2 separate regions of the Mus musculus genome follow, and region 2 is linked to region 1. The links are chromatin loops, found by intact Hi-C in ENCODE. Cell type or tissue: heart. All regions are shown on one strand. Each heading gives the region's core, and the rest is flanking DNA. Links, peaks and the distances in the headings are about the cores only.

Region 1 (4,388 bases), core at 75-4,074:
TCCACCAGGCGTCCCTGATCCTCCCCTGTTCCTCCTGGGACGTCTCCCAGGGCGAACGGACGGTGGACACCTGGACACGTCTATCCTTATCCACCCCGCACTCCCTCTCGGAGCGCGGTCTCACTGAGCGTCCGCAAAACTGAAACTGCGATCGCACCAAACTTAGAAACAGAACACAGACATCAGAACACAGACATCAGACCAAAGCAGAACAAAGAATCTTACCTCTAAGTGGGTCTAGGACCTCTGGGTGGTCGCGCTGTTTCCCGGCCAACGCACCAAATGAAAGACCCTCGAGGGAAGACCCTCACTCAGACACTCAAGTCCCGGGACAGCCGCGTACCCAAGAAGACACTGAGACCATACATAAAATGTAGAAGGCAAGATTTAATAAGGCAGCAACATGAAAGCACACAGACCAGCGCTCTGGGGTCGAAATAAAGCAGCAACATGGAAGCACACAGAGCTCTGGGGTCGAAACTCATACACCTTAGCACAGGGTAGAGGAGTCTCGACGGTCAGCCAGAATTTTTCACAGGCTTATATAGTAAAACTCAAAGGGGGAGAACTGGGCAGGGAAAGTACAAGTTTACATCACTAGGGAGTTCTGCCAAAGGACAAGGGGTTCTGTCAGAGGAATCTACGTAACTAAGGAGTCATGTCCTATCAAGGAATCTACGTAACTAAGGAGTCATGTCCTATCATTTGGCAATGTACCCGGTTCATTTTGAGGTTGTTCCAGGAGGCCTTTATCTCAAAAATGTTTTTCAGATGGGAGGGGGTGGGCTCCGAGGTAAAAAGTTCATGTTTTCACAAGAGGCCAGTAATTTTCTATTCTTCACCTGAAGACAACTACAGGGCTGTATAGTGATTATAGTGAGACAGTCCTGTCTCATAAGGACTGCATGCTTGGGCTGAATTTGCACCCTGTTGCACAATCCTCGCTTAACATGCACAAGGTTCTGGGTTGGTCCCAGCAGCCAAATGTAATATGTAAATAAGTAAATAAAAGTGGCATAATGTTTAGCTGAAAGTGTTTAGTGAGTGCTCTCTGAATATCTGTTTTTTGAAGTTAGAAGAGCCCCAGAATTCAGACTGTAGAGCAAGGGGATCAAAGGACCCCTTCACGGGGGTCACATATCAGATATTTACATTATGATTCATAACAGTAGCAAAATTACAGTTATGAAGTAGCAATGGAAATAATTTTATGGTTGGGGTCACCATACCATAAATGAACTGTATTAAAGGGTTGCATGCAGCATTTGGAAGGTTGAGAACCTCTGTTCTAAAGCCTAATATATATGTATATGTGTGTGTGTGTGTGTGTGTGTATATATACATATACATATATATATCATACATAGATACATAGAATATATAAATATGTATACACACATATATACACACATATGCATATACATATGTGTATACACACACATATATGTGTATGTATACACATATATAAACACACACATAACTGTATATATGAGGGAAAGCAAAGGCTTCACCCCTCAGACCAGCCTTTCTACAACAGAGGTACAGACAGTCTCTCCCCCAACCTCTTGTGCAAGCATGTCTCTCCCCACGAAGAACTCTGCTCTGCCAGCTCAGCTGAAGCAGCTTAGCCTCCAGATGCTGGCAGACAGAGGCTGGAGCTGGACTGTGAGCCTAGGATCAGAAGCTGCTGCAGCCTGATTGGGAGCAACCCTGACCAGGTTCACATTCTGGCTGGGTAATCTTGGGCAGGCTGTCTGACTTGTCAGTTGGGAATTTGAATGGACTGTCCGTCACTGGGATGTGGTAAGAATTCTCAGTAGATCTCTGAGTCACCTAAAGATACTACTATGAGCCGGGCGTGGTAGTGCACGCCTTTAATCCCAGCACTCGGGAGGCAGAGGCAGGCAGATTTCTGAGTTCGAGGCCAGCCTGGTCTACAGAGTGAGTTCCAGGAGACAGCCAGGGCTACACAGAGAAACCCTGTCTCGAAAAACGAAAAAAAAAAAAAAAAGACACTAAAACAAACCATTTATTTAATTCTTTTAGGGGAGTGTGCACCAGTGTAGGTCAGAGGGCAGCTTTCAGGAGTCTGATCTGTCCCTCCAATGTGTGGGTTCCAGTGACTCAACTCAGATCATCAGATTTGGCGGTGAGCATCTTTACCTGATAAGCCAGCCCTCCTTTAGCTCCTGCTTATTAATTATTATTATTATTTTATGTGCATTGGTATGTCCGGGTAAGGGTATCAAATCTTTTTTTTTTTAATTTCTTTTCTTTTTTTTTTGGGGGGGGGTATCAAATCTTGGAGTTACAGACAATTGTGAGCTGCCATGTGGGTGCTGGGAATTGAACCCAGGTCCTCTGGAAGAGCACTCATTGCTTTTAGTCACTGTCTCCAGCCCCACTTAGTTTTTCTATTTTTGCTGACTCAGAGGAGCAGGGCCTCCCTGATGCACTGTCACCCCCATGTGACTAAGCACGGGAATTACATAGAGGAGTTCTCAGGGAGGGAAGGAGCCCTGGACTCCTTCACTGCAAGCCTGGGCTTCCTGGCCCTCGTCACTTCTCTGTCTGGCGTCTCCCGGGCTCCCAAACCCTGAGCTGTCAACGTCTGAGAAGAGAGTAGCTTGCTTCTGGGCTCAGGGCATTTGTTGTGCCTTTTAGGACTCTAGAATGTAGTGGCTCCTTCGTACGCTTTCAAGGCCCCTTATAAAAACTAGGTTTGGCTCGGCCTTAGCGCCATCTTCTTTGAAACTCCTGCGCCACGAGAGGGAAGTGGCGGAAGAAGAGAATGCGAATGAATGCGCAGGCTGAGGCGCAAGAGAAGAGAAGAAAGAAGAGGCAGAGGTCCAAGTAAATTAGCTTGTGCACCCACGAAGCCTGCAGGAGCAGAGAGGTAAGGGATGCCGAAGGCCAGGACACCGGAACAAGTTGTTGATCTGTATGCTGCTGTCGGTAGTAAGTCTCAGTGGACCTGGAACGTGATCTGGCCGAGATCACCTGGGAAAATGACTGCCTTTCTTATAACCCAAACAGTCCGGCTGGCTCTCTGCCCTGGACCTTTGGCATTCTGGACTAGGTCTGTTCTCACTTGTGGCCAAGTGTAACTCGTGTACAATAGATACTCTTGCTGTCAGCTGAAGAATCATAAATAAATAAATAAATAAATAAATAAATAAATAAATAAGAAAGGAAAAACAAAACAAAACAAAAAAACTAGGTCTGGAGGTGCAAGCCTGTAAGCTTGGTGGTGGAAAGTGAAGAGACTCCGAAGTTCAAGGTCAGCTAGGTGTGGGGGTGCACACTTTCTGGCATTTGGGAGGCGGGGTCAGGCCTATCTCTGTGGTTTGAGGCCAGGGGGGACTACATAGTAGGACTAACTCAAATAGAAGTTCCAGGTTATTCTTGGTTACATTGTGACTTTAGGGGCAACCTGGGCTATAAGAGAGTCTATCTTAAAAACAAATTGACTGGGCTGGTGAGATGGCTCAGTGGGTAAGAGCACCCGACTGCTCTTCCGAAGGTCCTGAGTTCAAATCCCAGCAACCACATGGTGGCTCACAACCATCCCTAACGAGATCTGACTCCCTCTTCTGGTGTGTCTGAAGACAGCTACAGTATACTTACATATAATAATAAATAAATCTTAAAAAAAAAAAACAAATTGACAAGAGTCACCACTTTTAATCCCAGCATTCAGGGAGGACAGAGGCTGGAGGATCTCAGTGAGTTTCAGGACAGCCTGGTTTACAAAGAGAGTTACAGGACAGCCAGGGCTCAGGAAAAAGAAAAAAAAAAAAGCAAAACAAACAGAACAAAACAAAACAAAACAAACAAACAAACAAACACCCTGGCAAATGGGAAAGGAAACGCTGCTTGCATTGGGCGCCTTTGACTGGACTTAGGTGACTTGGCAAAGCCTCGGCTTCCTCCTTCCTTATCCGAGCTCTCCCGAGCAAGTGCAGCTACTGCAACAGCGTTCCTATGCTGCTGACGCCAGTGCCGTCCTGGGCGGGATGGGTACCCGTTCCATCCACCTTACAGATACTACTAGGCAGGTTATTATGATGATCATGTTAATCCTCTTTGTCAACTGTTGTATGACAAAGCTTTTCCTGGGGAGATGTCTTAGTTAGGGTTTTGCTGCGGTGAACAGACACCATGACCAAGGCAACTCTTTTTTTTTTTTTTTTTTTTTTTTTTTTTTGGTTTTTCGAGACAGGGTTTCTCTGTAGCCCTGGCTGTCCCAGCACTCGGAAGGCAGAGACAGGCGAATTTCTGAGTTCGAGGCCAGCCTGGCAGCCTGGTCTACAAAGTGAGTTCCAGGACAGCCAGGGCTATACAGAGAAACCCTGTCTCGAAAAAACCAAACCAAACCAAACCAAACC
Region 2 (4,388 bases), core at 313-4,312, 140 kb before region 1:
CCCACCCATCCTTCATAGGCACACTTAGGAGTCTCATTGGTCAAGGCTACTGGGAGTGAGGGTTTCTCCAACTCCTGACACAGTGTCCAGGGCCCTCACCTTGTAGCTTGGCCAGGATGTATTCAAAGCCCTTCATTGTCTTGGTCACATTGCTTTTGAACCGGGCAAGACCAAATTCCTGGCAGGAGAGGGAGAAGGATGGGAGAGTTACTCAATGACCCAGAGCCGAGCCCCGCCCTGCCCGCCCTGCAGCCTCTTACCTGGACAGCTCTGGAGACGCCAAATAAGCTAGAGGAGACCCAGGCTTCCCGACGGATTTCGGTCCAGCCGCTATTGTCAGAGTTCACACAGTAAACACATCGTTCCTCCACCACCTTCAAGGGAAGTTGGGCTGAGCACCTCAAAGAAGCACCCTATGCTCTGCTCACTTGCACGCTCACACCCTGTCTCTACCATGCTACTGTCCCTGTCTCCTTCACAAGGGGAAGCAATGACAAAGTTCTTCCCGTTATGTATCCTGGGCCCAGAGGGAGGCTGCTCTGCCTCCATTACCTCTCTGTTGACCCTTCCAAGTAGAACAGTTTCTTGGGATCAGTTGCTATTCCAACCCGATCTTGGGGCCTCTGGATCTAGATGTGAGCAGTGTTTCTCGTCTGCCTTCTACCCTCTCCTCTTTGAACTTCCTGGTATTGTGTGTGTGCGCAAGCACGCGCACACACTCCAAAAATGACAGCTTTCATTAACAAAGGGAGCGGCAGCCTCCTGAAGAATGTGAAGTAGTCACAAACTTGTCAATGTGATATCTACCAAGCAGAGCTCTCAGCTGAGGTGACTTCAGACAGTGCTGGGCAGGAAAAGGTGCCTTACTCACGGATTGTGAGTGGCACATCTTTATATAAAGTTTTTCTTTTTTGAAACGCACAATTTCCACCTCTCAGGCTTACAGAAGCCGAGAAAGAATCATCTAGAAGCTCGAAGGTTATTCACACTGTGTGAACATTCCCAAACATGGGTTTTCAAGCCTTCCAAAGCATACAAGATCCATATAATGCACTTCCTCAAATCTCATGCACAAACCGAGGCACACCCCAGTTATCTCCACTTGATGTGACTCCAACAGGGAAGCCACAGCCTCCCTTTCTCGATCAGCATCATTCCTGAAAGCCACCCCCCCCCCCATATGTATGCATGCATGCATGTCACCAACTGACTGCTCTGCGCACAGTACTTGTAACAAGCTTTGAAAAGGGGTGTCAGCCGGGCAGTGGTTGGTGGTGCACGCCTTTAATCCTAGCACTTGGGAGGCAGAGGCAGGTAGATTTCTAAGCTCGAGGACAGCCTGGTCTACAAAATGAGTTCCAGGAGAGCCAGAGTTTCACAGAGAAACCCTGTCTCGGGGAAAAAAAAAAAGAAAAAAAGAACAGGGGTGTCTTTCCCCACCATCTGAGAGCCAAGGGACAGTCCCAGAGAATCTGACCAATCGAAAGGGTAGACCAATCTAAGGGCAGAACTCTAGAGATGCAGCTCATTGGTATTTTAGGCCTGCCTCTGGCCACAGAAGTTCCCACAACTCTCTTGCCTGAAATCTGAAGGGCAACTATTTTGAGGGAGCAAAGGAAGTCTCACCATCAGCCGGGCATGGTTGATGTTCCAGGTGAAGGTGGTCATGGTCTGATTCTGGGGGTCCACAATAGAGTCCTCCAGGATGTACACGGAGTGAGCAACGTTGGCAGGAAACAGTCGCTCTGCCCAACGTGGCATCCTGTTGGTCTTGGTCAGGAGTCTCCGGGACAGTAGCTTCTGGTCGGGGGTCACCTCCCGGTGCACTATGTCTTCGGTTAAGACATGTTTGCTGCAAGAGTTAAAGATGATTCTCAGGAGCCTGCTCTTGACAGCATGTCTACTGGTTCCTATTTAGCGCCTCCAGGTCATGGCTGCCTGCAATCTGTGATCTGTGCCCGGGTTCAGAATTAGAGTACACTGAACCTATCCCCGGGCAAATTCCAACTCCCTCCTCCACCCGACATGGATTCTGTGGCTCTCCAAAGCGAGCAAAATCTCAAGAATTATACCACTAGAGAGCGCCAGCAGCAGGTAAGCAAACCATCCTCAGGATTTCTGGCCCCGAAATACCGCTCAACTCCCGTGCTGCCGCCTCTTCCTGTCCAACCACCTTTGGACTGCAAAATAGAAATCTAGAGCCCAATATAAATCACAAACTAGACAATCTTCTTCGAGGACTTTGGAGGCTTGGACTGATTCTAATCCTATAAGGATTTTGTGCTATAACTGTGGCCACAGTTCCGCAGATAGCCCACATCGGACTCTGTCCAGTCTTTCAAACTCCACTATTGAAGGACAGCCTACGGTGCGATCTCCAGAAGAAGAGAGGAAGGCGACTCGCTCTACCCAACGCCACGTACCTATAGGGATTCGGGTACCGTTGCCAGAAGGCGGCGAACACTTGGTCCCAGGAACTTCGGAGCACGCTCTGGCCCAGGAAATACTTCACCATCGTCCCGACCCGGACGGGCTCAGCACCCGTGCAGCATCAGGGTGAAGAGCCCGGGGGTGGGGGGGACGTGGCTAGGCGCACGCCCGCCAGGCTCGCAGCTCAATCTCCGCAGGACCGCGCCCAGGTCCCTACCGCCGCCATCAGGGGTTATAGGACTGCACGACGCTTCCGGCGCCGGATGCATAGGATCGGCCACTTCCGGCGCCCGCGTCACGTGACCGGGCGTCCCGCCTCTTGGCTTCCAGTCCCAGAGGTGCTGTTTGGAGTTAGCTACGAGGACCCCAGATTCAGTCGGTAACCCCGGCGCAGCGGAGCTTCGGGCGCAGCGGCGGTCGCGCGGGTGAGCACCGCAGGGCTCTGCGGCGCGGTGGAGGGCGCTGTCCGCGTCCCCGCGCCGCGGCTCTGCAAAGGACGGAGCGCCCCGGGCCGAGGCGCCAGGGGCCTGCGAGGTGCGAGGCCCTTGGGGTTGGGGTCTGAGGCTTGGGCTCTGCCTGGGCCGCGCGGACCCTGAAGTGGGTGAGGCGGCCCAGGGAGCATGAGCGGGCAGCGCGTGGACGTTAAGGTGGTTATGCTGGGCAAGGAATACGTGGGCAAGACGAGCCTGGTGGAACGATACGTGCACGACCGCTTCTTGGTGGGGCCCTATCAGAACGTGAGTGCACCCCTGCGGAGCAGGCATGGGAGGAAGGGGTCCGGCCAGTATTCCACACTTATCTCTTCCCTGGTTGTAGACCATCGGGGCTGCTTTCGTGGCCAAGGTGATGTGCGTTGGAGACCGGACGGTGACTCTGGGCATTTGGGTAAGTCCCTTGAGAACAGAGTCTTGTGCAAACCTGTCTCCCGAATTTAATGTCTTGCCTCTTAAACCAGCCAACTGGAGCCTCATAGAGGTCGTTTTTCCTTCCTCACACCCATTTACTCGTCTAAAAAAAGGAGGGGGGGTTGTCTGGAAGATGGGGCCTATTTTGTAGTCTTGTGAAGGAGCTTATTAACTCCTTTCACCCCTCAGGACACAGCAGGTTCCGAGCGCTACGAAGCCATGAGCAGAATCTATTACCGGGGTGCTAAAGCTGCAATTGTCTGTTATGGTAAGGGGTTGAATTCTGGCGTGTTCAAGTAGTAAGGGTTAGGTTACAGGCCAGCATCAGAGGGAAGCCGCTGATCTTTATGTGTCTCTTGCCTTACCCTTACCAAGACCTCACTGACAGCAGCAGCTTTGAGAGAGCCAAGTTCTGGGTTAAGGAGCTGCGCAGTTTAGAAGAGGTAGGTGGCCAGATATCACAAGAGTAGGGACAGAGACTGTATTGGTCTGTGGAGATAATCTCAGCCTTGTCTTCTGCTACAGGGCTGTCAAATCTACCTGTGTGGCACTAAGAGTGACCTGCTGGAGGAAGACAGGCGGCGCCGTCGTGTAGACTTCCATGATGTTCAGGACTATGCCGATAGTAGCTGTTTTTAAGTCTCTGAGGATGGGGGCTTGGGGGCGGGTACTATCTGCCTGAGTGTATTTCAAAGATGGGAATGACAGTCTTGGTTGCTTTCTGGCCTTCTTGAACCTGTGTGGTTCAGGAGACTGAACTGTTAGCTACATTTAGGTGTGCTCCCCAAGTGTGAAGACAGTCACTTCTCTTTGCAGATATCAAAGCCCAACTCTTTGAAACATCCAGCAAGACAGGCCAAAGTGTGGGTGAGTGTTGTCTTGGGTCCTGTCAGCAGGAACAGGCAGGACAGTAGAGCAGAAAGGTTCAGAGGGCTGGGCCACTGGGATACCCAGGGCTGCTGGTCTCAGGCCCTCACTGATTCTTTGCTTGCCAGATGAACTCTTCCAGAAAGTGGCTGAGGATTACGTCAGTGTGGCTGCTTTCCAGGTGAT

What was found. Hi-C counts contacts between places; a loop is a spot of excess contacts. Peaks named below come from ENCODE experiments on the same cell type or tissue, not always from the same donor. Only the 100,000 strongest peaks of a DNase experiment are listed, where the experiment ranks them.
Region 2: it touches region 1 in a loop (3-fold over the local background); 1 of 42 quality-filtered maps calls a loop at or near these places.

The regions. Positions count from the first base shown.
Region 1 is chr13:55,180,900-55,185,287 of GRCm38, reverse strand. No RefSeq gene overlaps it. Among named protein-coding and RNA genes, the nearest start is that of Nsd1, 27 kb to the left of the region's middle. In heart, for the core only: a CTCF peak has its summit at 2,487; a DNase peak (open chromatin) is centred at 2,517; H3K4me3 peaks cover 749 bases; H3K27ac peaks cover 745 bases.
Region 2 is chr13:55,320,317-55,324,704 of GRCm38, reverse strand. It overlaps Rab24 (RAB24, member RAS oncogene family), which reads left to right and starts at 2,725. Exons shown (of 8, transcript NM_009000.3): 1 at 2,725-3,167; 2 at 3,247-3,315; 3 at 3,525-3,603; 4 at 3,711-3,778; 5 at 3,861-3,960; 6 at 4,152-4,202; 7 at 4,331-4,388. The coding sequence starts at 3,051. Prelid1 (PRELI domain containing 1) reads right to left here and starts at 2,650. Exons shown (of 5, transcript NM_025596.5): 1 at 2,424-2,650; 2 at 1,627-1,852; 3 at 261-374; 4 at 100-178. The coding sequence starts at 2,515. In heart, for the core only: a CTCF peak has its summit at 2,067 (motif pointing right); DNase peaks (open chromatin) are centred at 1,904 and 2,714; H3K4me3 peaks cover 3,713 bases; H3K27ac peaks cover 1,971 bases.